Linked DNA regions of Mus musculus: all the other regions are linked to region 1. Evidence: chromatin loops called from intact Hi-C (ENCODE). Cell type or tissue: heart. All regions are shown on one strand. Region 1 has its middle 12 kb from the start of Gm26730. Region 2 has its middle 9.2 kb from the start of Qrich2. Region 3 overlaps Qrich2 (glutamine rich 2). Region 4 overlaps Rnf157 (ring finger protein 157). Region 5 overlaps Ube2o (ubiquitin-conjugating enzyme E2O).

Evidence for each region. A loop is a pair of places that touch in the nucleus more often than their neighbours do. Peaks named below come from ENCODE experiments on the same cell type or tissue, not always from the same donor. Only the 100,000 strongest peaks of a DNase experiment are listed, where the experiment ranks them.
Region 2: a loop joins it to region 1, with 6 times the contacts of the local background. A loop is called at or near these places in 12 of 42 quality-filtered maps.
Region 3: a loop joins it to region 1, with 8 times the contacts of the local background. A loop is called at or near these places in 41 of 42 quality-filtered maps.
Region 4: it touches region 1 in a loop (3.0-fold over the local background); 22 of 42 quality-filtered maps call a loop at or near these places.
Region 5: a loop joins it to region 1, with 3 times the contacts of the local background. A loop is called at or near these places in 3 of 42 quality-filtered maps.

The regions. Positions count from the first base shown.
Region 1 is chr11:116,316,529-116,321,528 of GRCm38, forward strand. No RefSeq gene overlaps it. Among named protein-coding and RNA genes, the nearest start is that of Gm26730, 12 kb to the left of the region's middle. In heart, no CTCF peak of the experiment used is centred here; a DNase peak (open chromatin) is centred at 2,673; H3K4me3 peaks cover 849 bases; H3K27ac peaks cover 1,001 bases; H3K27me3 peaks cover 1,139 bases.
Region 2 is chr11:116,461,030-116,466,029 of GRCm38, forward strand. It overlaps a transcript of Qrich2 not described here. Among named protein-coding and RNA genes, the nearest start is that of Qrich2, 9.2 kb to the left of the region's middle. In heart, a CTCF peak has its summit at 3,073 (motif pointing left); a DNase peak (open chromatin) is centred at 3,062; H3K27ac peaks cover 1,005 bases.
Region 3 is chr11:116,444,041-116,449,040 of GRCm38, forward strand. Qrich2 (glutamine rich 2) reads right to left here. Exons shown (of 14, transcript NM_001033267.2): 3 at 4,119-4,373; 4 at 3,224-3,346; 5 at 3,043-3,117; 6 at 2,723-2,887; 7 at 2,435-2,556; 8 at 1,910-1,975; 9 at 1,560-1,661; 10 at 913-1,113; 11 at 442-577. Among named protein-coding and RNA genes, the nearest start is that of Qrich2, 7.8 kb to the right of the region's middle. In heart, a CTCF peak has its summit at 2,176 (motif pointing left); DNase peaks (open chromatin) are centred at 2,151 and 2,652; H3K27ac peaks cover 1,221 bases; H3K27me3 peaks cover 2,614 bases.
Region 4 is chr11:116,365,350-116,370,349 of GRCm38, forward strand. The region is part of intron 2 of Rnf157 (ring finger protein 157); the gene reads right to left. Among named protein-coding and RNA genes, the nearest start is that of Foxj1, 32 kb to the left of the region's middle. In heart, no CTCF peak of the experiment used is centred here; a DNase peak (open chromatin) is centred at 2,952; H3K27ac peaks cover 1,128 bases.
Region 5 is chr11:116,540,878-116,545,877 of GRCm38, forward strand. Ube2o (ubiquitin-conjugating enzyme E2O) reads right to left here. Exons shown (of 18, transcript NM_173755.3): 6 at 4,957-5,000; 7 at 4,448-4,557; 8 at 4,169-4,319; 9 at 3,471-3,943; 10 at 2,989-3,143; 11 at 2,743-2,855; 12 at 2,531-2,659; 13 at 1,914-2,003; 14 at 462-1,161; 15 at 210-346. Among named protein-coding and RNA genes, the nearest start is that of Sphk1, 11 kb to the left of the region's middle. In heart, a CTCF peak has its summit at 2,472 (motif pointing left); a DNase peak (open chromatin) is centred at 4,137.

The DNA.
Region 1 (5,000 bases):
TTGTTTTGGGGGTTGTTTGTTTGTTTGTTTGTTTTTGGTTTTTCGAGACAGGGTTTCTCTGTATAGCCTTGGCTGTCCTGGAACTCACTTTGTAGACCAGGCTGGCCTCGAACTCAGAAATCCGCCTGTCTCTGCCTCCCGAGTGCTGGGATTAAAGGCATGTGCCACCACGCCCGGCTTATTGCTATATTTTATTAGATAGGATTTTGAACTGTAGCTCAGGGTGACTTGGAACTCAGTGTGTAGTCTAGCTTGGAGCAAACCTCCTGACTCTATCCCCCTAGTTCTGGGATTAAAGGTCTGAGCCACTGAGCTCAGTTTCCTTTGGATCTTTTTTGGGGTAGGAGAGCCTGGGCTGTCATGGAACTCACTCTGTAGACCAGGCTGGCCCCGAACTCATAGATTCATCTGCCTCTGCCTCCCGAGTTCTAGGATTACAAGTGTGCACCACCACTACCCGGCTTCCTTTGGATCTTTTGTACCCCTCATTTCATGCATTTATGTCTGTGTGAAGGTGTCTGATCCTTTAGAACTAGAGTTACAGACAAATGTGAGCTGCCATAACGGGTGCTGGGGATTGAACCTGGGTCCTCTGGAAGAGCAGCCAGTGAGTTTAACACCTGAGTCATCGCTCCAGCACACCTCTGAATCTTAAAGTGGGAATCTAAGCTAGGCCGGGTCAGAGCTGTGTAACACAGATCCAAGAGGTGCTCGCCTGGGCTGAGCTTCCAGGATGCTGAAGCAGGATTCTCTTATATTCAGGACCTGCCTGCACTACAGAAGGGCTTTGTCCTAGTCAGGCTTTCTACAGAGGGGAAAAAAACACCATAACTAAAAAGCAAGTCGGGGAGGAAAGTGTGAATTCAGCTAGACTTCCAGATGATGATTCATCGCTGGAGGAAGTCAGGACAGGACCTCAAGCAGGGCTGGAACCAAGGCAGGAGCTGATGCAGAGGTCATGGAGGGGTGCTGCTTACTGGCTTGCTCCTTATATCTTGCTCAGCCTGCTTTCTATGGAACCCAGGACCACAAACTCAGGGATGGCACCACCCATAATACGTTGAGCCCTCCTTCATTGATCACTAATAGAGAAAATGCCTTACAACTGGGTCTCATGGAGGCATTTCCTCAACTGAGCTGATGACTCTAGCTTGTGTCAAGCTAACACACAAAGCCAGCCAGGACAGACTTTAAGACCAGGCTATGTGGGTTCATGGTTATAGGCCCTATATGAGAACCAACTACAGTCATTTTCCTAAACCAGTATACTTTCTAATTATAGTTTAAATATGTAGGCCAGGGTCTGGAGAGGTGGTTCAGTAGTTAAGAATGCTGGCTGCTCTTCCAGAGGACCCAGGTTCTAATCCCAGCACCCACATAGCAGTGGTGTATGTAGTACCTGTTTCAGGGGATCCAACGTTCTCTTCTGACCTCCATGGTCACTGCATTTATGTGATATACAGACATGCACATATAACCCACACATAAAATAAATAACTTTTCTATAGTTAGACCATCAGATGACTGTAGCTCCTGCTTTTCATCAAAGAATGATTTTGTTTTCTTTTTCAGATGGAGACTGTTACAGACGCGCATAGCTGCATCTCATGGAGGCATTTCCTCAACTGGAAACTGCTTCCTCTGATGACTCTAGCTGGTGTCAAGCTGACTTTATCTGAATGCAGAGAATTAGAGTCTGTGGGGTGCACAACTCAACCTGGTAAAGCTGTAATGCAACCTACACACACACACACACACACACACACACAGAGAGAGAGAAAGAGAGAGAGAGAGACTGATTCACGGAACGGTTGTAAGAACCCGAGGACCAACAAGACAGTGTCTTGTAGACACAGCAGGGGAAATTACACCCAAGAAATCTCAACAATATGGCTACCTAGACAAGACCAACACAGTGACACCAGTTGGTTCATCAGTGGGAGAAAGTTCTTAAGGTCTCACCCCTGGGGGGAGCTAGAGGGGGAAGGGCATGGTGGGAATGATGTAAATACAGTACTCATGAATGAAATTCTCAGAGAATTTACAAATGTAAATATAGAAGTTAAAAAGAGCCAGGTGTGGTGGCAAACACCATTAGCCCCAGCACTCAGGAGGCAGAAGCTGGCTACCCGCTGTGCTGGCTTGGTCTACATAGGAAGTTCCAGGCCAGCTAAGACTTCGTGGTAAGACCCTGTTTCAGAACACAAAACAAAGTTAAGAAGAGTGTGGCCTGGCTAACTTCCAAAGCCCTAGGTTTAATCCCTAGAGTATCACAAAAAGGCTTTCAGGAGTTACCCAACCGTGCCTGGACACTGGAGGCCACTAGACATACACCCTGCCCCTGCCCTCCACGATGGATCACTTAATCACACATCAGCCACCCACCCAGTGCCCCATTTACACTATGTGCACATCCATACCACATCCACTCACACATACACAACGCTTATTTATTTACACATGTATCATTTCATATGCTCACACACGTATGCACACTAGCTCACACCGTTATCTTTTCAGACCACGGCATTTTCCACTATTCTCCTATCCTGGGCTGGCTCTGGGAAGGGGGTCACCACTCTCCTGCGGGGAGCTTAGAGCCCAGCGCGGTGGGGAAGCAGCGAGCAGGACGGCGTCCACCAGGGGGCGCGCGCCGCTAGGGAGAGAGGAAGTGCAGGCGTCGTCTGGAACCGGGGCAGTTCTTTTTGGACCAGGGGCCTGCGGTCTGGCCCCGGAAGTTTAGTGGGTGCCCAGCGCGCCCCGAATCCCGTGATCGCTAGTCTCCTAGTCCAGCTGGTGCTGCGGGGAGATCAGCTCTGGCCTGGACAGGGGCGCCCTCACAGCCCTGGGCGTGCTCCCTCAGCCCAGGTGCAGTCCAGTTGCAGTCCCCGGAGTGCTCCCATAGCCCAATTGCAGCTCCCAGCGCGATTCCATAGCCCAGTTGCACCTACAAGCATGTTCCCGCAGCCCAGCGCAGCCCCCGGGGCACTCCTGCAACGCAAACGCGGCAGCACGCACTGCTGAAGGGCATGGTCCCCAGGGCTCCTGTTCCCAGAATGTGACTCAGCGCTTTCACATGCTGGGCATCCTGATTTGCATTGTTTGGCAGCGTGGGGTTCAATCCACACATGAGGACAGAGGCTCCCTGACTCCAGGCATAGGGACGTTTGCCCTTGTTCCTGTGCAAGATCACAAACATCGCTGGGGTTTTCAATAACCTGTCTGTGTAGGTAGAGAGAAAACTAGGGAAAGCCTGGGAGGGAAGAGACAGGAAGAGATCCCCCTTCCCTGCTAAGACTGCAGAAAAGAAAGTCCTTTTGAGAATTTGGGATTCACAGCAAATCTATGTCCTGCCAGTCACAGGAGGGACAAGGACTGTGGGGACTGGTTAAAGGAAAAACCACCACAGGGGAATGGCCCACCAGAGAGGCACAGATGTGTCCTGGATTCTGAAGGGTGGGAAGGTGGGTCCCAGGAAGATATCTATTCTGTGAGAAGTAAGGCAGAGATGGCTCTGTCACCAGAGGAGTAAGAACAGGTATCGACTAAGAAAGCTAAGGCACTTTAGAGCAGCTGACTGAGGTAAGATAATGTGGTTTCACCTGATCCGCATGTCTTTAGTCCCTGCACTCAGGAGGCAGAGGCAGGTGGATCTCTGAGTTCGAGGCCAGCCTGGTCTACAGAGTGAGTTCCAGGACAGCCAGGGCTACACAGAGAAACCCTGTCTCAAGACAGATAAAGAAGAATGTGGCTTCGTTGTGACTGGGATACAAGTGAAGAGTCCACACCAGTGCCCCAGGTACTGGAGGTGGCTGGGCAGAGGCAGACCACATTCAGGCTGGGGTCTCCGGAGCTGCTGGATAGGGGTGGGGGTGCAGAGAAGGCCTTTTTCCTCCCCAGCACAACACTTGCAGATCCTTCCTCTGTGGTGGGAAATGGGAGGTCTTAGTCCCTTGATCCAGAACTACCCTGAAGCAAGGGTTCTAGGACCAAGGCTCGGTTTTACTGAGTGTGTTTAAGAGCGCCCTGCGCACCCACAGGAGAGTCTTCCAGCCTGAGGCTCGTCGAGTGACTGATGGAATGAATGAATGAACAGAAAGGCCAAAGAAAGATGTGTGCAGCCGCCATCAGTGTACACCCGACCTGGAAAGACATCACACACACTGATGTGTTAGAATGGCGGGTTGCATCTCAACAGCACGCTAGGCCAAGACAGTTCCACGTGGACGAGGTTTTATTGGGAGAAGAGAGAGAAGGTGGCGGCAGAAAGAGAAGAGGGGGAGAGAGTGTGAGGGAGGGGAGTTCTCCTTATTTATATCGAGAATGACGTAACTCAGGTAAAGGTGGAAAGTGAGCCAAGTGGATGTTGGGAATAGGGTGCCTGTTGCCTTGGCAACCAGTCTGCAGGTTTTGCTGTCACCTATGTGATGTCATAGGTTTGGGAGGTCCTGATGCCAACACATACCACCAGTTGTCTTTAATAAAGACTATCGTTTTTGGGTTTTTGTTTTTTGGGGTTTTTTTGTTTTTTGTTTTTTCGAGACAGGGTTTCTCTGTATAGCCCTGGCTGTCCTGGAACTCACTCTGTAGACCTGGCTGGCCTCGAACATTTTACGGTTCTTGGGACTATCTTTGCGTGTAGCCCAGGCTGACCTAACTCATAATCTTTCTCCACTTCCATATACTACCAGGCCCAACTAATAGGGGCTTTAAAATAAGGCCAGAAAGGAGAGCTAGGTTGAGGCCTGGGGAAGTGTAGGCCCAGGCAGGGACAAGCCTGACTTATATCTCCCCATGTCCCCACTGCCCTCTCGGCAAAAAGCTCCAGTTGCCGACAGGTCACTGAGTCTTGTGTTGCGGCCCCCACTCCACTGTGCCACATTCTCTGCACTACTCTTGGCAGATATCACAGGAACCAGTCCCTGCCCCACTCACCCTGAGCTTCCCATGGGGCAGGGGATTCTGCCCCTGTAGTAATAGGAAAGCAAGAAGATGGCGGT
Region 2 (5,000 bases), 140 kb after region 1:
GCTGTCCTGGAACTCACTTTGTAGACCAGGCTGGCCTCGAACTCAGAAATCCGCCTGCCTCTGCCTCCCAAGTGCTAGGATTAAAGGCATGCGCCACCACTGCCCAGCCTATGACAGGTTTTACACGGACTACACATAGCTCTTCCTGCTGTGCTCTCGTCACGCCTGCCCTGGATTTCTCTCTCTTTTTTCCTCCAAGCTTCTATTTGGACTCTAAGCTGGGTCCGCACAGTAGCAACAGGTAGACAAAGCGTAAAGTTGTCATTCCAAACCTGGGAATTTATCTGGGTTACTCGTGCCAATGTCATCCTGGAAAAATGTTTTAAATATCTACAAAGTAAGTAGTGAAGGTCCAAACAGCAGAATATGAGACAGTGGAATGTATGAGAGATGTTCTCTGGAATACCACCCAGTGCTGCTGCCCATTTGCTTTACCCCTTTGGAGGCCCTCCAGCCGTCACCAATCACTTGTTCTAGCTCTTCCCAGGTGACCATGGTGATTTCTTCACCACCCGGAGCAAGAAGATTCAGCCTCCGACTTAATAGATCCTGTGAATAACATATCATGATACAGACAGACACGTGTATAAGCACGAGTGTACAGACACACGTGGTGTAAGTGTGAATGCACACACAGAGACATGTAAGTAGGAATGTACACACATGTATGTGTAAGCATGCATGCACATCCGTTCCCCGCAGTTTGGGACCAACAGGATTGATTGGGTGCTACCAACAGCCACAGCCTCAGGAAGAGTCACTGGCTTTCAGTGACCAGCCAGAGGCACAGAATTGGCTGATGGGTGCTTTAGCTCACATGGATTCTGGATAGAGCCCTGAGCAAAGATGGCAAGGACTTGCACTTCTACCCAGAAGTAGTGCCGCTTAGTGGCAGAGTGCATATGTCCCCTACCCACAAAGGACACAGATATTCAGGGATGGGAGTTGGGACCAGGCCTAAAGAGAAGCCAGGCTGAAGGGAAGTCCTCTACCTATCCCTCAGGACCCTTCCCCCAGAGCTTGCTCATATTACCAGGTATTCTTCTCGGCTTTTAACTAGTTTCTCCAGTTCATTAAAACGTTGAAGGAGTTCCTGGAAACAGAGTTTAGAAATGGACCATTGCCTCAGCCCTCCTGTGTGCACACACACACACACACACACACACACACACACACACACAGCCTTGGTGTAAAGGAGAAAAGGAAATGAGAAGCCTATGGGTCTTAGTGAAGGTACAGTCTCTGGTTCCTAGTTTCCACCTAGTTTTAGGTGACATAGAAAGCCAGGTTCCCAGTTATTATTATTATTATTTATTTATTATTATTATTATTATTTTTTTTTTTTTTTGGTTTTTCAAGACAGGGTTTGTTTCTCTGTGTAGCTCTGGCTGTCCTGGAACTCACTCTGTAGACCAGGCTGGCCTTGAACTCAGAAATCCACCTGCCTCTGCCTCCCAAGTGCTGGGATTAAAGGTGTGCGCCACCACCACCCGGCCAGGTTCCCAGTTCTTTTCCTGGTCAGTAGGAAGGAAGGAAGGAAGGAAGTAGTGAAAACAGTGACCAGTCAGAGTTGACCTTGGCTTCTTTGCTTGCTACTCATTATCTAAAGCTTCCAGCTCGACAGCTTGAAGTCCGCCTTGTCTCTCCAAAAGCGAGGGCCCCGGCAAGTGATTGGGACTTCAACTGATGGTTGTGAGCCACCCTGTGGTTGCTGGGATTTGAACTCATGACCTCCAGAAGAGCAGTCAGTGCTCTTAACCGCTGAGCCATCTCACTAGCCCCCCTCAACTATTCTTTATAACTTGTGCTGACCTCCGGGATCTAAACAGATTCTAAACTGATCTTTCAAACACTAAAGTTTGGAAAAGACCAGACATGGTGCTGCACGCATGCTGATTACCACCGCCCTTGAGAGGTGACTAGAAGGACCAAGCGGTCAGAGGCCAGCCTTGACTACACAGTTAAGCTCAAGGCCAGCTGGGCTACGAGGAGACCCTGCTTTAAAAAAACTGAACAAAGGAAAGGACAGCAACAACCACAGAGAAAGTGGGGTCCACTTCCCAGAGCCAAGACCAGAGATGTGACAGTTCCCCAGGCCTGTGTGAGGCTCAGGCTGGGTTAAAAGCCAGAGATCTCCCAGGGCTGGGCCTCCTTTGGCCTGTCTTGTGTCCTTTTCTCTCTTGGGCCTCTCTCCATCCTTTCTTTCTGGTGGCTCCTCTTTCCTCTAAAGGCTACCTGTAACCCCTTGGCCTGATCTGTGTGAGAATCTGGCTTTGCTTTCTGTCTCCTCGTGCTCACAGGACACTACATGAAGAACCCTTTGGGACTTCTCCCTCAGGAAAACCCAAGGCAAGGTTAAAGTGTCCCCAGCTTGTTGCAGCTTGTGTCTGTGACCTTGATGAGGCACTGCTATCCGACTTTCCATCCTTACCGCCCTCATGAGGACTGACCCTTGGGTCAGCAATATACATGTGCGCTCCCTGATTCCTCTACTCTCCCTTGCAGGGGGTGGAGGAAGCTCTGAGTGAAATCTTTTGTGAATGTGTACTGTTGACACGGGTACAGCTGAGTAGGGGATCCCACATCCTCAGAGCCATGGGGGAATAGTAAACACCCAACCCTCCCACCACCACCACCACCACACACACACACACACACACACACACACACACACACACACACACGTACCCATAAGGCTCAGGGTGGTGGTGGTGGTGAATCATGGCTCATGGCAAAGCCTTTTTTCTGGTCTCTGTGTAGATGTTAACAGTGTGTGTGCAGAAAACAGCCACATCTCATCCCTAAATATTTATAGACTGGAGGCTGCTCCCCTACAGAGATGACCTAAACCTGTCTCCTTGTACATCTGTGTGCAGTAGCCCTACCTCCCTGCTCAACTGTAAGCAATAAACACACTGAGCTTCTGGGGTGTGGAGATTTCTCCAGCTGAGAGCTGGTCAACCCTGAGTTTCTGCCCCACCCCCACCTCCCTTCCTTCTCCACCTCCCGCCCTCTTCTGTGTATCCATGGGGTGTTTTCCTCAGTCCTCTGCTGCCCCCTGCAGGCTGAGCAAAGACCTACCACTTCTCCAGTTGCCAGACTGGCTCAAAACTTGCAGCTGACTTAGTTGGCCCGGGGCTTGCAGGATTCTTCATTTCTGCCTCCCAAGTGCTGCTGGAATTACAGGCAGTAAACTACCATTCCTTGCGCGCTCTCTATTACTTTACTTAGTGTGGTGGTGTGAATAAGAATGGCCCCTGTAGCCGAGCACTGGTGGCGCACACCTTTAATCCCAGCACTCAGGAGGCAGAGGCAGATGGATTTCTGAGTTCAAGGCCAGCCAGGTCTACAGAGTGAATTCCAGGACAGCCAGGGCTACACAGAGAGACCCTGTCTCAAACCCCCCCCCCAAAAAAAAAGAATAGCCCCTGTAGGCTGCTCTTATATTTAAATGTTTAGGGAGTGGTGCTATTTGTAATGATTGGGAGGCATGGTCTCGGAGGAAATGTGTCACTGAGGGGCAAGCCAGGCCCAGGGTCTCTCTCCTACTGCCTGCTGATCTGGTTACAGAGCTCTCTGCTATTTCTCCTGCATCGTGTCTACCCGTGTGCCGCCATGCTTTTGGCCAAGATGATAGACCAAACCTTTGAAACTGTAAGCAAGTCTTGGTCATGGTGTCTCCTCACAGGAATAGAACAGAAACTGTGTACTTTGCTTGCTTGCTTTGAGACAAGGTCTCACTGTGTAGCACTGGTTAGCCAAGAACTGGCTATGTAGGCCAGGTTGACCTCAAACTCACAGAGATCCTCCTGCCTCTGCCTCCCAAGTGTTGGGACTAAAGGAACCACCATACCGGGATAGTCTCAATTTTTAAGGAAACTCACTTTAAGAATATCCTGCAATGTCTCAGCTACCTTCTAAATCAATTTAGGTATTCTAGGTATCTTGATGAGTTATTAATGGCTTTAGGAAATGGAATGAGGCTGGTGAGATGGCTCAGCAGGTAAGAGCACTGGCTGCTCTTGTGAAGGGTACCGGTATGTTATCCTGCACCTACAGAGCGCCTTACAACTAACTCCAGTTCCTGGGATCTGATGCCTTCTGCTGGAGTCTTCAGGCACTGCATGCATGTGGGTGCTCAAACACACATACAAACACACACACACACACAAAACCAAGGAGAGAAAGTAGAGGCAAAGCATCAACCCACTCATGAGCTGTGGTCCCTAGGGTGTCCTAACCTGCAGCTCAGAAGCCTGCTTCAGAATTTTCACATCTTCTATGAGGTCTTGGAGCACACTCGTGGGCTGCAAGGTAGAGGAGTCCTGTGAAGCCAGACCTGGTACCCCTTGTATTGGGGGTAGCTTAGGGCCTGAAGGGTAGCCCAGAGGAGCAGAGGATTTTTAGGGTTAATGTACCCACCTTGGTCAGGCTGGGAGTCCTTGAGGGCTTTAGTTGTACCATCTCGGTGGGCATCTTGACTGTGGGCTCAGGCTTCTCCATCATCTCCTCAGATTCATAGATCTTGGAGAACTTTGTTAGGGATACCTGTTGGGTCACCAGAGCTATCTCCTCTTCCTGCTGGAGTTCAGGGACTGAGATCTGGTCTATTTGTGTGGCCATGCCCTGTACTTTGTTGTCCATAGTTTTAAACTGTTTGGTGAGGTCCAGTACCTGGTTACCCAAGTCCTTCACCTGGTTTTCTAGCTCTTGTGGAGTCTGTGACAGCCTAGGTAGACTCTGATGCTTCTCTTTGCTGGTTGGCAAATGCGGGGCGCTGTGAGTGCCATGCAGAGACTCAGTTCCGCGGCCAGTCTCAGTCGATGGGTAGTGGAAGTCGATAAGAACTTCTTGGAGGTTGAGGCTCTTGAGAATGGACACTATCAGTGTGTGCAAGGCCGTAAAGTTCACCGCGCCCACCTCTGGAGTGCCAATTGCCAGGTCGGCTAGCTCCCGGAGGGAGACCCTGTTGGCCACCAATGAGGGCGGCATCGTGTGCC
Region 3 (5,000 bases), 130 kb after region 1:
TCCCACTGACTTCAAGGCCAGTCTGGGAGATATATAGCTAGTACCAGTCCAGCCAGGACTGTAAATAGCAAGACTCACTCTCAAAAATGAAAGGCCCCTGCATGGAGTCTGGTCTGAGGGCAAGATGGAAGGAGGTACTGTGGAACTCTGCGGCCCCGTGGTGGAAGGTGGTAGGGTAGTGCCTGGGAATCAGGTGGAAGGATGGCGTTCTACCCAGTGGCAAGCCAGACCTGTATATCCTAGCTACTTTGGGAGTCCGAGGCTCGAGGATCGTGAGTTCAAGGCCTGCCTCAGCAACTTTGGAGAGGTAACTTGGCAGTAACCTAGCAACCCCTGGGACAGCAAGGGAGGGAGGGAAGAAAGAGGACCAGTTGATGGGACTTTAGGTGGTTTTCCAGAAGGGGCATGGCGGGACTATCCTTCCCATGGCTCCTGACAGACCTTCATGGCGATCTGGATCTCCTCCAGTGGAGACAGGTGCTGCGGGCGGTTTCGCCGGTAGGGGTAGGTGAGGGTGTGGCTGCCCCCACAGCGACGGGATACAGTCGAGTAGCTGTAATCTGCTGTGTCTGCTCCCCTGGGATGTAGACAGACACGGGGTGGGGGTGGGGGGTGGGGGGAGTCATCACTTTGAGCCACCCAGGAGTGTTACCTGGGACAGGCTGGTAAGTAAGCCTGAAGCTACACACAACGTGTCACACCGTGTGTGTGTGTGTGTGTGTGTGTGTGTGTGTGTGTGCGCACCAGTGTGTGTGTGTGTGTGTGCACACTCACAGTACACCCTCACCCTTGTTCCCATCCCCAACCCCAGCCCCCAACCCCCACCCCACAATGGACGGGGGGCGGGGGGGAGCAGAAGCCAAGCTTGGCCTTCATGGGGGCCTGTGTGTCCCTGGACTCTGTCTGTCCTACCGTTTGTAGCATGGGTGGCTGAGGCACTGGGTGTGCAGCAGCTCTCGGATCATCTGGCTGCTGGCCTTCACAGAGCCTCCGAAGTGGACCTGCACCTTCTCCATGTCCATCAGCATCCGGGAGTGCATGCTGTGCAGACGCCCCACGCTTCTCTCCATCTGTGACATGTCAACCCGAGGGAAGCTGCTGCCCAGCTTCAGGCTGTGAGACCCAGGCGTGAGGAAAGAGGTCAGCCCAGGACCAGGCAGGACCTTGTGGGCTTTACCCTTGCTTTGGCTCCAGGCCCCTGCTGTGCAGGAGCAGGTGTGAACTGCACTGGCCCTCGGGAACTGACTGAGGGCTGAGGGTCACTGGGCAGCTCAACACCTCTAAAAGTCTGGTAAGGGACCACCAGACTTGCTGGGGAAAGTTTTTTCCCTAACACAAAAGCCCCCTTCCCCAACAAAATAAACGCTTAAAATGTCAAAAACCCACAAAATAAACAACAAAAACAAATACAAAACAAAAAAGGAAGTTCAGGTCCTCCATGGTGCTTCCGGTCAGAGTCCCTCTAGGCTACTCCCAGTGTGTATTCTCAAGTCATCTCTGCCCCCTCCCACCCCTGCCCTCCCTCCCCCTCCCCTGCCCAGGATCCCACTGTCCCATACTTTCTGCTTTGCTGTCGGATCTGCTCTAGTTCAAACACAGTGTAAGGCCGGACGGAACGGTGCCCTGGCATGCTCGAAATTATGGGGGTCACAGAGATGACTCTGGGCAGGGACAGAGAGAAGGGGGAGGGGCGTGAGAGAGAGAGAAATCCCACGTCTAGGCCACCCACCTCCATGCTCTACGGGACGGCCCTCACTACTCAGTATGGGCCCCATAGGAAGGCTGAGGGGACCAGGGACAGAGATGAACCCAGGACAAGAGGCGAGACGAGTGGGTATGGGGAGATGCATCCCTGCTTCGAAGCCTTCTCCCTGCCACCAGATGCTGTGGTTGAGGTGTGCCCACTCACTGTCCAGTCACAGTTGTCTCCAAGGGACGGTCACAGGACAAGCAGTGGAAATGAGCCAAGAGCTGCCTGTCAGGAATGGGACACAGCCAGTGAGATCCAGAGAGCTTGTCCCCCCCCTCCCCCCGCCCCAGCAGGACGGGTGGCAAATCCTGCCCTACTTCCTGGGAATTCAACTGGTGCTAACCATCCCTTGCAGGCACGCATTCTGAACCAGCTAGCCAGCCTAGTAGCTTGTATGTGCCTCTGGTGCCCCCTGGTGGACATGAGTGGGATTTCCCTAAGCCAGTTTCCAAAGGGACACCTTGGAGGTGTGTCTCTGCCCCCAGAAATCCAGTGTACTGCAATCTAACCCCAAGAGCCTTGCACCTCCTTTCTGCCTTTCCCCACCACTATTGGAAGGATCTGGCCAAGTTACTCAACTCTAAAATGCAGTCCCTCCACCTGATTGACAGTTCTGGGCAGAATCAGTCATGCACTGCTCACCTGGGGCCCGCCCAGCATTCCCCATTGCCTTCCGGGCCTCACCTCCGCATGGCAGCCGCCTCGTCGGCCTGGTAGAGTGGAGGGCGCTCTTTGAGCTGCTGCCGCAGTGATTTCCAGCGGTCCTCCAGCATCTGCTTCAACGGATCCAGCTCCAGGCGGTCCAGCTGGAGGGTGGACACCAGGTGAGCTCGAGGCGGCAGGGAGATGGGGTTGTGGGGTGGAGGTGGGAGGGATCGATCTATGCTTGCAGAGAGCGGTGGTGCCCCGATGGCAGGGCCAGGAATGGCGAGCGAGCAGCCCAACCTGTCCTGTGTCTTTTCCCACCCCCACCTTGCTGTCCATCTCTGCCAGGAGCTTATCCAGAAGTTTCTGCCAGTCTTGCTCCTGTCCGCTCATCTTGGCCACCAGTTCCTGCATCATGTGGTTCAGCTGCTCTGTAGTGGCATCAAACTGGATCCGGCTCACTTTGGATGCCAGAGCGCTCTTGTCGGCTTTCTGTGTGAGAGACCAGCATGGGGTGGGGATGTTCCTCGGGCAGTCTGTCCTGTGTCTCCGTGTCTCCCGGCTCCCCACACATCCCTCGCCCTCCCCACCCCAACTCCTCCACCCCCATTCCCCTCACAATGGCTGGGGAGGAGCCAGAGGCTCACCTCATCAATCTCCATCTCCAGGTGCTCTCTGTTGGCCTTTTCCTTATCCAGCCTTTCTATCCCCTGATACAGCACCTGGAGGCCCGCGGGACAGAGAAAGGGAAGAGTCAGCAATGCCGAGAGAGTGAGCCGAGTGAGCGGCATGGGTGGGTGGGGCGGGCGAGCCTCTGCCACTGCTCACTTCAATGTCTTTCTGCTTCTGCCGATGGTCCTCAATGAGGTTGCTCGTGGTAATGTTGAGCTTCTCACAGTCACCCTGGACTTGTAGGATGGCGCTCTGCACGTGGCCCAGCAGCTCCTCATCCTGCAGCAGCGACAGGGGAGTTTTTGGAGGCTGCTGGGGCAACCCATGAAGCAGTCCCATGGGTAGGCTGCCTTTAGAACTTAGAATGTGACACCCCCCCCTCCCCCCCATGCTCAGGAAGATAAGTTCTAGAACAAATCTGGGCTACCACACAAGGCCGTCAGACCCTACATCATGGAAAGAAAGAACTGACTCCTGCAAGCTGTCCTCTGGCTTCTGCAAGTATGCCATGCAATGTGCACGTGCACGGATGCACACATGCATACACGCAAAGAAACGCGTACACGTTAAAATCAAAACCATCATCACCCAGCACATGCGCTCCCTTCAAATCCATTCTGGCTTTCTTCAGAGGCATCCAAGACAGTTGTGTCCTCCTCTGGATGTTGTCACCAATCCCCCTACATGCTGGTAGACTGGCATCAGTGGCCTTTGGGGGCATCCAAGAGGTGACTGAAGCTCACATGTCCTATGGCTGTCCCATGATCCCCGAGAGGTGAGGTGTGGGCAACAGTGTGAACCAAATCTCAATTCTTGCATCCAAGAGCAAGATCTGGTGGTGACCCTCAGCCCGGCAGCAAGCCTTCCCTCCAGGGGACATCTGCAAAGTGTTGGAAACACTGGCCACCGAGGGGCAGTGTGTCCTGCAACTGTGCCTGCATCCTGTGATAGGCACTGTGTGTCCCACCCACACTAAGTCCACCCTTCCCATACACTCCTAACTCCACATCCAGCCACCCTGTGACGGAGCTGGGCAGAGAGAAACACTCACCTGGCCCTGCAGCTTGGCCTTCTTGGAGGGTCTGGAGGCAGCGAGGCCACTGACCATGTCCTGTAGCTGCTCGTAGCGCTGGACCAGCAGACTGACTTGGTGGCTCACATCCAGACTGCAGGCCGGACAGGTGGCCTCGGGGTCGATCTGGCCGGGCACTAGGCAGGCGGTGGACTTGTGTGGGGTTATGCTCATGGAGAGCAGCGTGGAGGAGCTGCCCAGCATGCTCTCAATGATGGTTCTGAGCTTGTCCAGCTGCATGCGGGACAGACAAGAAAGGCGGGGCAGGGAGGTGGGGTAAGGGTATTATGTCTCACCAATGGTGTGGCATATTCTGCCTGTCCCCTGCTGTGAGACAGGCAGTCGCCACCTCCTCAGAGCGTCACAGAAGGCGCTGCACACAGTACACAGTTGATCTCTACCCAGCACATGGTTTTTCAAGTACCTTTGCCGCCAGCAGGCAGCATTAATGACAAAACCCGCTGTGGGAGGGGAACTCCATTGGGTTAATGCACACAGCTTCTGTAGCTAAGTCCTGTGTTCTCCCGGGGCCCTGATGACGCAAAGTCCTTGCAGCACAAGGTGTGAGCAGTGGACTTGCACATCTGTCTCACCCAGGATGTAAGGTCTAACAACAAAGGAATGTGAGAGGTGCAGATGAAGGTACAGGGATATCTCTGGGTCTGGAGGGGCAAGTGGCTTCCAGGGCAAGCCACTCAGCCTGGCCCTCCTGTTTCCCTCTTCTCCCTATGGTCTTACTTGGTTACCACCAATGACTGTTGGTCCTGGGTGGTCAGTTGGATTCAAGAACCACCAGCCTAAGGATGCCTCCCAGTTTCCAAAAGGGTCATGATCATGTCACACCATCTGCTTCCTAGTGGT
Region 4 (5,000 bases), 49 kb after region 1:
GTGTGCATGCGTGTTTGTGTGTGTGTGTGTGTGTGTGTGTGTGTGTGTTTATGTGTATACATATATACATGCTTTTTAATGACAAAGCATGATATGCTTAAGCAGAAAACTTTAAAAAAAAAAGAGGCGCAAGCTCGGTGACCATTTTATCACACACTATCAAAATGAATGGAAACAGTCCGCCCTCCCTCGCTGGGCTCTCACTGTGTGAAGGACTACACGCTCTCTCTCTCTCTCTCTCTCATTTTAAAGACATGGCAAACAGCTCCAAAGTCCACTATGTTGACACCATGTAGAGATGACTGCATGCTTTATTAAGCAGTTGGCTTTCCTTTTTGCTGATGTGTGTTGTAGACGCACGCCCTTGTCCCTGCGTTCTGCACGCTTGCTTGTTTCTTTGAGAAAAATTCCTAGGAGTGGAATTACTGGATCAAAGAGTAAGTGTACTCTTAAGACGTTAATGCTCGGCGAGCAGCCGGCCAGGGGGCTTTAACTGGGGGAAATGGGAATTCCAGGCCAGCTCTCATCTGACGCCCATTTCTTCGCCCCCTACTTCCTAGGCTGCAGTACTAAAGGAATTTAAAACCAATTTAAAATAAGCTTAAGCAAAAAGTAATTAGGCAGAAAAATCTGACACATACTCTAAATCTGCTCTAAAGCCAAAGTAAATGACTTTGGGATTAGCGTTCTCTCGTTCTCTCGAGCAGCACAGCGACCACTTGGTTTGTGTGGGTGGTGCCATTCTCCTCTGGAGACACCCAGAGCCTTGACCCTTAAGAAACCCTTAAGGACCCTTATTTATTTATTTATTTATTTTGATTTTTTGAGACAGGGGTCTCTCTATGTAGCCCAGGCTGGTCTTAAACTCACACAGATCCCCCGCCCTCTGCCTCCCAGGATTGAGCTACCACCACCTAGTTTGTAATGTTTAAAAAAAAAAAAAAAGAGTTTGTGTTTTTTGAGATAATGTTTCTCTGTGTAGCTTTGGCTGTCTGTGAAGTTCCTCTGTAAACCAGGCTGACCTCAAACTTAACAGATCTGCCTACCCCTGTGCTGGGAGTAAAGGCGTGTGCCCCCACCACCTGGCTTTAGGTAGTAAAATCTCAATGGATTTAGGGAAGGGTGCCTAAATACAGGATAAGGAAATGAGGCTCAGGTACCCTCAATCTAACCTTTTTTAAAAATTTTTATTTATTTATGTATATGAGTATACTGTAGCTGTATAGATAGTTGTGGGCCTTCATGTAGTTGTTGAGAATTGAATTTAGGACCTCTGCTCGCTCCAGCCAACCCTGCTCGCTTGGTCCCTGCTCACTCCAGCCCAAAGATTTATTTATACATAAGTATACTGTATCTGTCTTCAGACAACCCAGAAGAGGGTGTCAATCTCATTACAGATGGTTGTAAGCCACCATATGGTTGCTGAGATTTGAACTCAGGGATCAAATGTGAACAAACCCATAACAAAAAGGGAATACACATAAGCACTTCTGAGGCCCTACTATGTGCCATGCATCCTTTGTATGCATTCTCCTCCCAGTTGTGTGTGTATGTGTTTGCATATATGTATATGCATGCAGTAGAGGCCAAGGGACACTTTTTTGTTTGTCTTTTGGTTTTTGGTTTTTTTTTTGAGACAGGGTTTCTCTGTATAGCCCTGGCTGTCCTGGAACTCACTCTGTAGACCAGGCTGGCCTCGAACTCAGAAATCTGCCTGCCTCTGCCTCCCAAGTGCTGGGATTAAAGGCACATGCCACCACTGCCCAGCACACCTTCAGTTCTTAACCCAGGAGCCACCCACACTTGCTTGAGACAGGGTCTCGACTTGACTAGTGAGGCTGGACAGTGAGTTCTGGGCATCTGCCTGTTCTCACCTCCCACCACTGGGATTCCAAGTATGTGCCTCTGCACCCAGCTTTTTCTGTGGATTCCTGGGACCAAACTCAGGCCCTCAGCACCTCACCACCCGGGCTGTGCCCCCATCCCTGCTTTACTTTAATTTTTAAATTACGGTAAAATACATACATGACATTTACATGTGAACTACATCCCGGCACGCAGCTCAGTGGCATAAATTATGACACATATGTTGTCCAGCCTTAGCCGCCATCCAGCCCTAGGCCATGCACTCGTACTTCCTATTCTAAGATGAGGCAAGTCTCCTCTCCCAGCAGCCTGTGAGCTCCTGGAGGAGAGACCAGCCCAGAAGAGAAACTCAAAATCCGATGGCTGACTGAGCAAATGCAGAATGTCAATGTTAACAACCTCCTCTGGCAGATGAAGCTCAAGGGGCTAAGGGAACAACTCAGAGAGGACACTTGCTTAGCATGTACAAGGTTTAGATTCAGTTCCTGATAGCATAAAAAAGGAGAAAGTAGGTGATACTCAGAAGGTCCCAAGGCCAAGGAACAGAAAGTAGAAGCATGGTTGGAATGGACAAGGAAGTGTGAAAGGTGAAGTCCTTTCAAATAGAATCAAGCTCCACGCAGGTTCTGGAAGCTGGCTGGGACACCATAGAGCTCACCCTTCTGCTTAGACAGCAGCAGATACCAAAGCACACGGCCCGTGCTTCCACACTTTAACAGGAATACCGGAGGTCTCTGCTGAGAACGGCTTTCTTAGAACACAGCATGGCAAATGTCTTTGTCTATGAGATCCAACGGAAAGTGCAGAAGCCAGCAACTCGGATGCTGGGCTTGTCAATACTGGAGGACATTGCCGCTTGCCCAAAACGCACAAAGAGATGTTACTGGTGGGAGAGCGAAGACATTTACCCATTTGCTCAGCACCCGCACTACGTCTGAGCACTGAACCTGGCAGTGAAACGAGCAAGGAGCCAAGCAAACTGAATCTGAGAAATGACTGAGATCCACCAGCGGCCTGCCAATCAAGGCACCTGTGTCAGCAGAGCAAGACTCAGGCTTCAAGCCTGGCGTTACTTCCTTGTACATCAGGAAAGTGCCACCTGGTGCCCAGTGAGGGAACTGCTGGTTTAGGCACCCGTCTGAACCGGTGAGCAATGCCTGTGCTTACATACAAATGTACATGACTGTAAATGCTTATTTTAAACCACTTGTTAACTTTACTTAAAGCTGAAGGAAAGAAATTTCATTTCTGTCATAGAAAATACGTTCACAGCACACGTTAGGTAAGAACAAAACAGGCTGGGTACAGTGGCACATGCTTCTAATCTCAGGATTTCATCGGTGGAGGCACGAGGATAAGAGTTCAAGGTCAGCCTCAGCTATACAAGAAGTCTGAGGCCAAGCTGGGATCAAAAAGCAAAACCAAACCATACCAGTGTTTGACTCCATTCGTAAAGTGCTGGTTGTCCCGTAAAGTCCCAGTTTTCCATAAAGAAAGATGATAATTCATTCATAAAAATAAACAATTCGGGCTGGCGAGGTGGCTCAGTGGGTAAGAGCACCCGACTGCTCTTCCAAAGGTCCAGAGTTCAAATCCCAGCAACCACATGGTGGCTCACAACCATCTGTAACAAGAACTGACTCCCTCTTCTGGTGTGTCTGAAGACAGCTACAGTGTACTTACATATAATAAATAAATCTTTAAAAAAAAAAAAACAGTTCACTTCAATAAATAGCTTTCTTTTAAGTTTTATTTGTGTGTATGTGGAGGTGTCCTTGGGAGCCAGAAGGGTCTGTGACCCCGAGAGCTGGAGTTGCAGATACTGTGAGCCACCTAACTGAGTGCTAGGAATCAAACTCAGGTCCTGTGCAAGAGCAGCAAGTGCTGCCAGAGGCTGGGTTTCTTCTCCAGCCCCAGAAGGAAACAGCAGCTCCTGACTTCCTGCACACACACACACACACACACACACGCACGCACGCACGCGTGCGCGCAGCGTGAACAGCGTGAGCTGGGGCTGAGCCTGCAGACCCTCACAGAAACTTAAGTGCAGGTTTGGCTTTGTTCGCTTCCCTCTGACTCACTTCATTGACCGGAATGCTCTGGCCTTTCTCCACTTAGTAGAAACCATTCATATTTTGTGACCACCATGGGAACAGGCCAACATCATGAAAAGGAGGGGCCGTAGAGGGGCAGTGTTCAGCGGTGAAGGACACGTGTTCCTCTTGAAGAGGACCTGGGTTCAATTTCCAGCACCCACATGGTGTTTGAGAATCAACTGTAACTCCAGTCCCAGGGAATCTGGCATGCTCTTCTGGCATCTGCCGCGCACAAAGCACTCATAAAATAATAAAAGTAAAGAATAAAATAAAAAATAATGAAACATGCATGGCTGAACAAGTTTGTATTCCAATTGAAGCATAGAGAATTTCAGTTCAATCGCTACTGTCTAAAAAAAGAGGAAGGAAGGAAGGAAGGAAGGAAGGCAGGCAGGCAGGAAGGAGGCAGGGCAGGCAGGCAGGCAGGCAGAGAATGATCACTTTGAACTACTCTAGAGATAAAGCGCAGCAGCAGTGTCAGGATACAGCAGTGAGAGCTGTTGTGGGTTGCCCTGGGCCTGTTTGTACTCTGATAATTCTGCTTCCTCAAGAGGGGCCGCCCTGACAGGAGTGGATCACATACTCACGTGATTTCATGTGAATCTTCTCCCCCCTCCCCCAATCGAACTGGTCAATAAAGACTAGAGCCTGTGTCTGGATAGTGGAAGGGAAAGGTGGGACTGGAGGTCAGAGAGAATGAGGGACAGAGAGAGAAGGATGGAGGAAGAGGAGGTGGGAGGAAGATGGAGCAGAACCACGTGGCTTGGAGAAGCTGAAGGTAGCAAGGGGTCTCCTAGCTGGGGTAGAGAGTAGAGTGGTGGTAGAGCTGCCCAATCTAGGCGTATGGCTTATACATATAATCACTGGGCTGTGGGTTTTTTACACGGAGTTAGTGGGGTTAGAAGTATTTTTGCAAAGACACAATCACTCAGTCTACACTTAGCTCTTTTCCTTTCTTTCCTTTCCTTTTCATTTGTTTGAGGCAGTCTCCCCTGCCTCAACTTCACCTTTATTGTTTGTGTGTAGTTTTCTTGGGTT
Region 5 (5,000 bases), 220 kb after region 1:
AGCCTCCTCCTAGCAGGCTCCAATCTCCTACAGCTACATGGATACAGTGCTTCTCCCAGAAGGGTGTCCATGTGGCTGCAGGGCTCTATTCTGATACCTCAGTTACCTGAGCCACCATGTCTGGAACCACAGCAAGGTAGCACTGCCACCCCCATGCCCCATGGCATCTGTACCCAGGCGCCTCCCCGAGTTCCCAGCAGCCCACTTGCCATTCTGTCCTCAAAAGTCTTGACCATGATGCCATCGGGCAGCGAGGTGGCCAGCAGAGCCATCTCCTTCCGCACTGTGCTGAAGAACTTCTTGGCTTCCGGGGGCTGGAACTCAATCTTCTTGAAAGAGTGGTTTGCTGCGGGGAGAGGACAGTCAGCAGGGAGAGAAGCCCGGGGCGGCTCACTATAATCCCCCAGGACACAGGGTAATGGCAGAGGCAGGCAAGAACACTACCACTCATGGTGACTCACAGGGTGCAAACTCCAGCACAGAGAAGACCTCGCCCTTGGCGCTGGTGAAGGTGACGCCAGGCCTGCCACCGCACTGCTGACAGAGCACAGGTGTCTCACTGGGCCACTCGGCTTTCACTGGGGACTGCACCTCAGGCTTCTCCTCCTTGCGCTCTGTGTCGGGTACTGCCTCCATCTTCTCCTCCTCAGCAATGGCCACATTGTCCAGGGTCTTCTTGAGGTTCTCCTGTAGCTTCTTGATATCGTCCAAAAACTTCTTCTCTCGGGTTGGCTTCTCAGGCTCCACGGTGGGCGAGGTGGGCGAGCCTGTGAGCAGCTGCTCCACAGTCATGTTCTTGAGGCTCTCCAGGATCTTGATGGCCTCCTTCAGCTCCCGGAAACTCTTGGGAGGCCCGTCCTTCCCAGCTTTCTCCATCAGCCCTGCCACGGGGGCAGCCATGGCCACGGCGCCCTGGATGGCAGCCGTGGCCGCCTCCTCACTGATGACCACGCCCTTGTCCTCCTCGGGGGCAGTGGGCTGCTCGGCAGGCAAGATGGCGGCCAGCTCCTCTATCTTGGGGTGCTCATCGTCCACGAGCCCGTTGTCGGTCTCCCAGCTGTCGCTGTCGTCCTCCCACTCATCCGAGGAGGCCCCACTGGAGCTGCCTTCCACGGAGTCGTAGTCAGACTCCTCAATCTCAGACTCGATGTTGTATAAGTGCTACGGGAAGAGGAGTTAAGTCCAGACAGAACTCTAATACTGGGGAGCTCTGGCATCCCCCATTCCCTGTTCTCAACCTTTCATCTGAAATCCTGTCTCTGCTACAAGATTCCCAGTTCTCTGCAACAGACCCTTTGCCCATCTTGCACCCCAAGCAGTACACAGAGCTAAGTTAGGGCAGGCTCTGGGCAGTCGGTCCGTTAGCATCTGGCCAGTGGGAGTGAGTGAGGGGCACAAGGAACCTCAGCAAAGCCAGCCTACCACCAGGACTCAGGCCAGGTACTGGTGTGGACATAAGGTCTGTGTGGACTGCACCAGGAATGAGTAGGTAACCTTACTGGAAGGCAAAGTAGGGACACTGGAGTTGGTCACACTGTGGCCTGCTTCCCACTGAATGGCTGCCGAGGTGAGGGATCAGCCACTCTCCATCTGGCCCGGCCCCCTGTGTACACCAGGAAAGCAGAGCTGGAAAACAGGGTCAGCCCAAGTATGGCAGAAGAAGGGGGCCAGCTGGAGATGGCTAGAATCGGGCCAGCCTTTTCCTTCCCTTCCTTACGTGCTAACAACTGTCCTAGAAACAGCAGCAGGGAGCACCCTGCATTTCCTAGCACTGTGGTGATCTAGAGGTTTGGGAACCTCGTACACCCATGAGATTTAGAAAGCCGCTGTCCCTGTCCTTGGGGCTTAAGTGGGAAAGCTACAGAGGAGGCCGGGATTCTACGTGGCCAGTGGTCTGGGTCTTGGAGCCTCACCTGTGGCAGGATGATGGTTTTCGAGTTGTCAGCCCACACCACTTCCACTTTGCTGCTGACATCCACTCGGGCCACCTGGCCCACTGAGGGCTAAAGGGCAGAGGGGATGAGGGTCAGATGGGTGCAGGGGCAAGACTCCAAAGGATGTAAGCTCTAGTGGGTTCCACCCAGCCGCCTCCCATCCCCTGGACTGTAGCAAACACTAAATGTCTTTTCCCAAGTCTGCAGCAATTCTCTCCCCACAGGTAGTGCTCTGGCCTCCCTGGCTTGGCACTCTTCCCAGGTGGGTACCCTGCCACCGGAGTTTGTTTCTGCCCCTTGTGTCCAGATTGTCTTGACCTTTCTCAACAACTCCAGCCTTTCCTCCAGCTCTAGCTCAGGCTCCATCTCTAAGCCTGCCTAGGCTCTGCTGCACTTGACTGTGTGGGCTCTCAGCTGCAATGGAGGGTAGCCCCTGAGGGAACCTAACTGCCAGTGTCCACACAGCCATGCCAGCCATCAGAATTCAAAGACATTCAGGTCTGAGCTCCTAGTGGCATCTGGTGGCATCTGGTGGCAGTGTGAGGGACTGCAGCCACCACCCAGACAGAAGCTGCAGTCTACCTCATCACACCTACCTCATCCTCCTTGGGTAGAGCCCCATCCTCCGTGTTACCAATGCGGATGACAATGTCAGTTGTGCGGAAGCGAAAGTCAGGGTGGTCAGCAATGTCATAGACGCTCACGTCCTCCTCTTCTCCAATGAGCTGCGGCAAAAGCAGGGCTGGATGAGGCAGGCTTCCCCCTTTCTGCCCAAGCCCACCCAAAGGAAGCAGGACGGCATGCTCACCTCCACGTCATCCCCACTTGGTCGCAGCTTGAACCACTTCACCATGCAGGTACGGCCAACATGATCCCCAGACTGCACCACACCATAGACAGCAGGGTCTGGGCAGCTCTGGACTAGGGAAATCAGGAGGGCAGTGACTAACTGAAGAGCTCTGGGGTGCTTGCCTGCAAGCACACTTCAACCACACAGGCACCCGCTGGACCCCAAGTCCGATGCACCCCACCTCCCCCCAGAAAGCAGCACTACCTCGCTTGTCCACCACGAAGTCCCCAGGGCAGAACTCATTGTTGTCCAGGTGGTGCACAGGGAAAAGGTCGTTGGAGCGGATGTTGCATTCCACAGAGCCATCTTGCCACATCACATCAGCTGAGGTCATCGTGGTCACAACCTCCACTGCCACCCTGTGAAGTGTAGGCCCAGGAGCCAGGCCACAAAAATATGCTTCTTGTAGACAGAGCAGGTGACCTTCCACCTTCTAGGCCTAACCGAGTCTCACACGGGCAGGGTGAATGTCTAGTGTGTGTAAAGCTCACCTGTACGGTGCCCCAAACGTGATCCCAGCAAGCCAGGCTAGGGAGGGTTAGCCGCTATCTTCTCCCACGTACCCAGGCCTACCCTAGCCACTATCATCTGGCGATGGGAGCGCCATAGCCCCTACAGGGCACACAGAGCTCCGGCTACTGAGTCTACACGTGCACCGCAGGGTAAGGAACACACTCGGAACTCACCTGTCTCCAGGCTTGAAGTCACGGGTGACCTTATTCTTCTTCCTCTTGTGTTTTCGCTTCAAGTTTTTGATGGACAAGGGAATGCTCTTTTTACGACCAGTGCCACTGCCACTCTGGGAGGAGGTAGTAGAGCTGGCGGAGGAGGTCACAGAGCTGGTGTCATCTGTATCGTCAGCCGCCTCATCATCTGCGTCCTGCTCTGCCGAGTGCAGCCCGTCATCTCCACCCTCCTTCAAGAGGAAGGGGGGCAGTGGCTCGCATGTCTCCTGAAGCTCCTCCGACCCCTCATCCTGCATCTCCACGGGGCTGGCTGATCCATCAGGTTGCTCCTCCGGGCTAGCAGACCCTATTTCACTCCCGGCTCTGGCTTCCCCTTTCTTGTCTGGGTCTTCCATGGAATGGTCCCTAGGACACTGGGTATCTGGGGTGCAGGACATGATTCTCACAACTTGCTTCTTCAACAGACGCTTCACCTACAAGAGCAGAACAAAGGGGAGGGAGCTGTAGACGGAGGCAGGCAGGGGCCATCCTGGCCCCAGACATTGTCTTGGGGAGTAGAGCTATACACACCTAAGTGGCCAGCGAGGGTCCTCAGGGCTGTTCCCTAAGGCCTAAAGCCCAGACCCACCTTGCTGGCTGTGGAAATGGCTCACAGCCAGTTCTCTGAGTGCCCATACCCGCCCACCTCAAGGACATACCTTCTTGGCCATAGAGCCCTCCCCCTGGGCGCAGTTTTTTTCTGGACATTCCCAGGCAATCTTGGCCGGCTCTACCTTGGCTGGGAAGACATACAGACAGCGTTCCCCAAGCTGCCGCTGAGCATGGTCAAAGCATCCGAGACGCTTCACCCTGAAGAGAAAGACCGGGAGCTTGGCAGCACTTCTGAGAGCTCCGTGGGATGCCTGGTCATTTATAGGCAGACCAATACATGCTAGGGGTGAATGCTGGGTTTCTGGGGTGGGGGAACGCTCACTCACCTGCCTAGGTTTTCCTGAGTGATGATGGAAGGTGGGGGGCTAACGCTGTCCGTGCCGCCGGGGCAGAAGCTCTTGGTAATCCACGTGACTTTCAGTTCTACAACCTGCACCTGAGGACAGTGCATAGGACGCTTCCTTCAAATAGCTGCCCGAACCCTTCCTAACACAAGCCAGTCAGGCATTCATCAGATGGATGGACAGATAGCCAGAAGCTGACTTTCAGGATCTGCAGCACCATACACAGATATACTGTAGCCACCCAGCCAGCCGGAGTCAGGGTCTCTCCAGTCTGCCCAAGCAGGGCAGGTGGAGGGATCAGTGCCAGTTAGCCAACCCATGAGTAGAGCCTAGGCTGCTCCAATGCTCAGATCTCACCCGGGTCCATGAGTAGAGCCTAGGCTGCTCCAATGCTCAGATCTCACCCGGGTCCCTGGGGTCTGGGCACTGGGGAGGGAACAGGCTGGAAGGCAGCAGGCATCGATCGGCCCTCACCCCATTTATGTGCTTACCTCCTCCACCACCACACGGAACTTGCTCTTGGTGCTGAGTACAG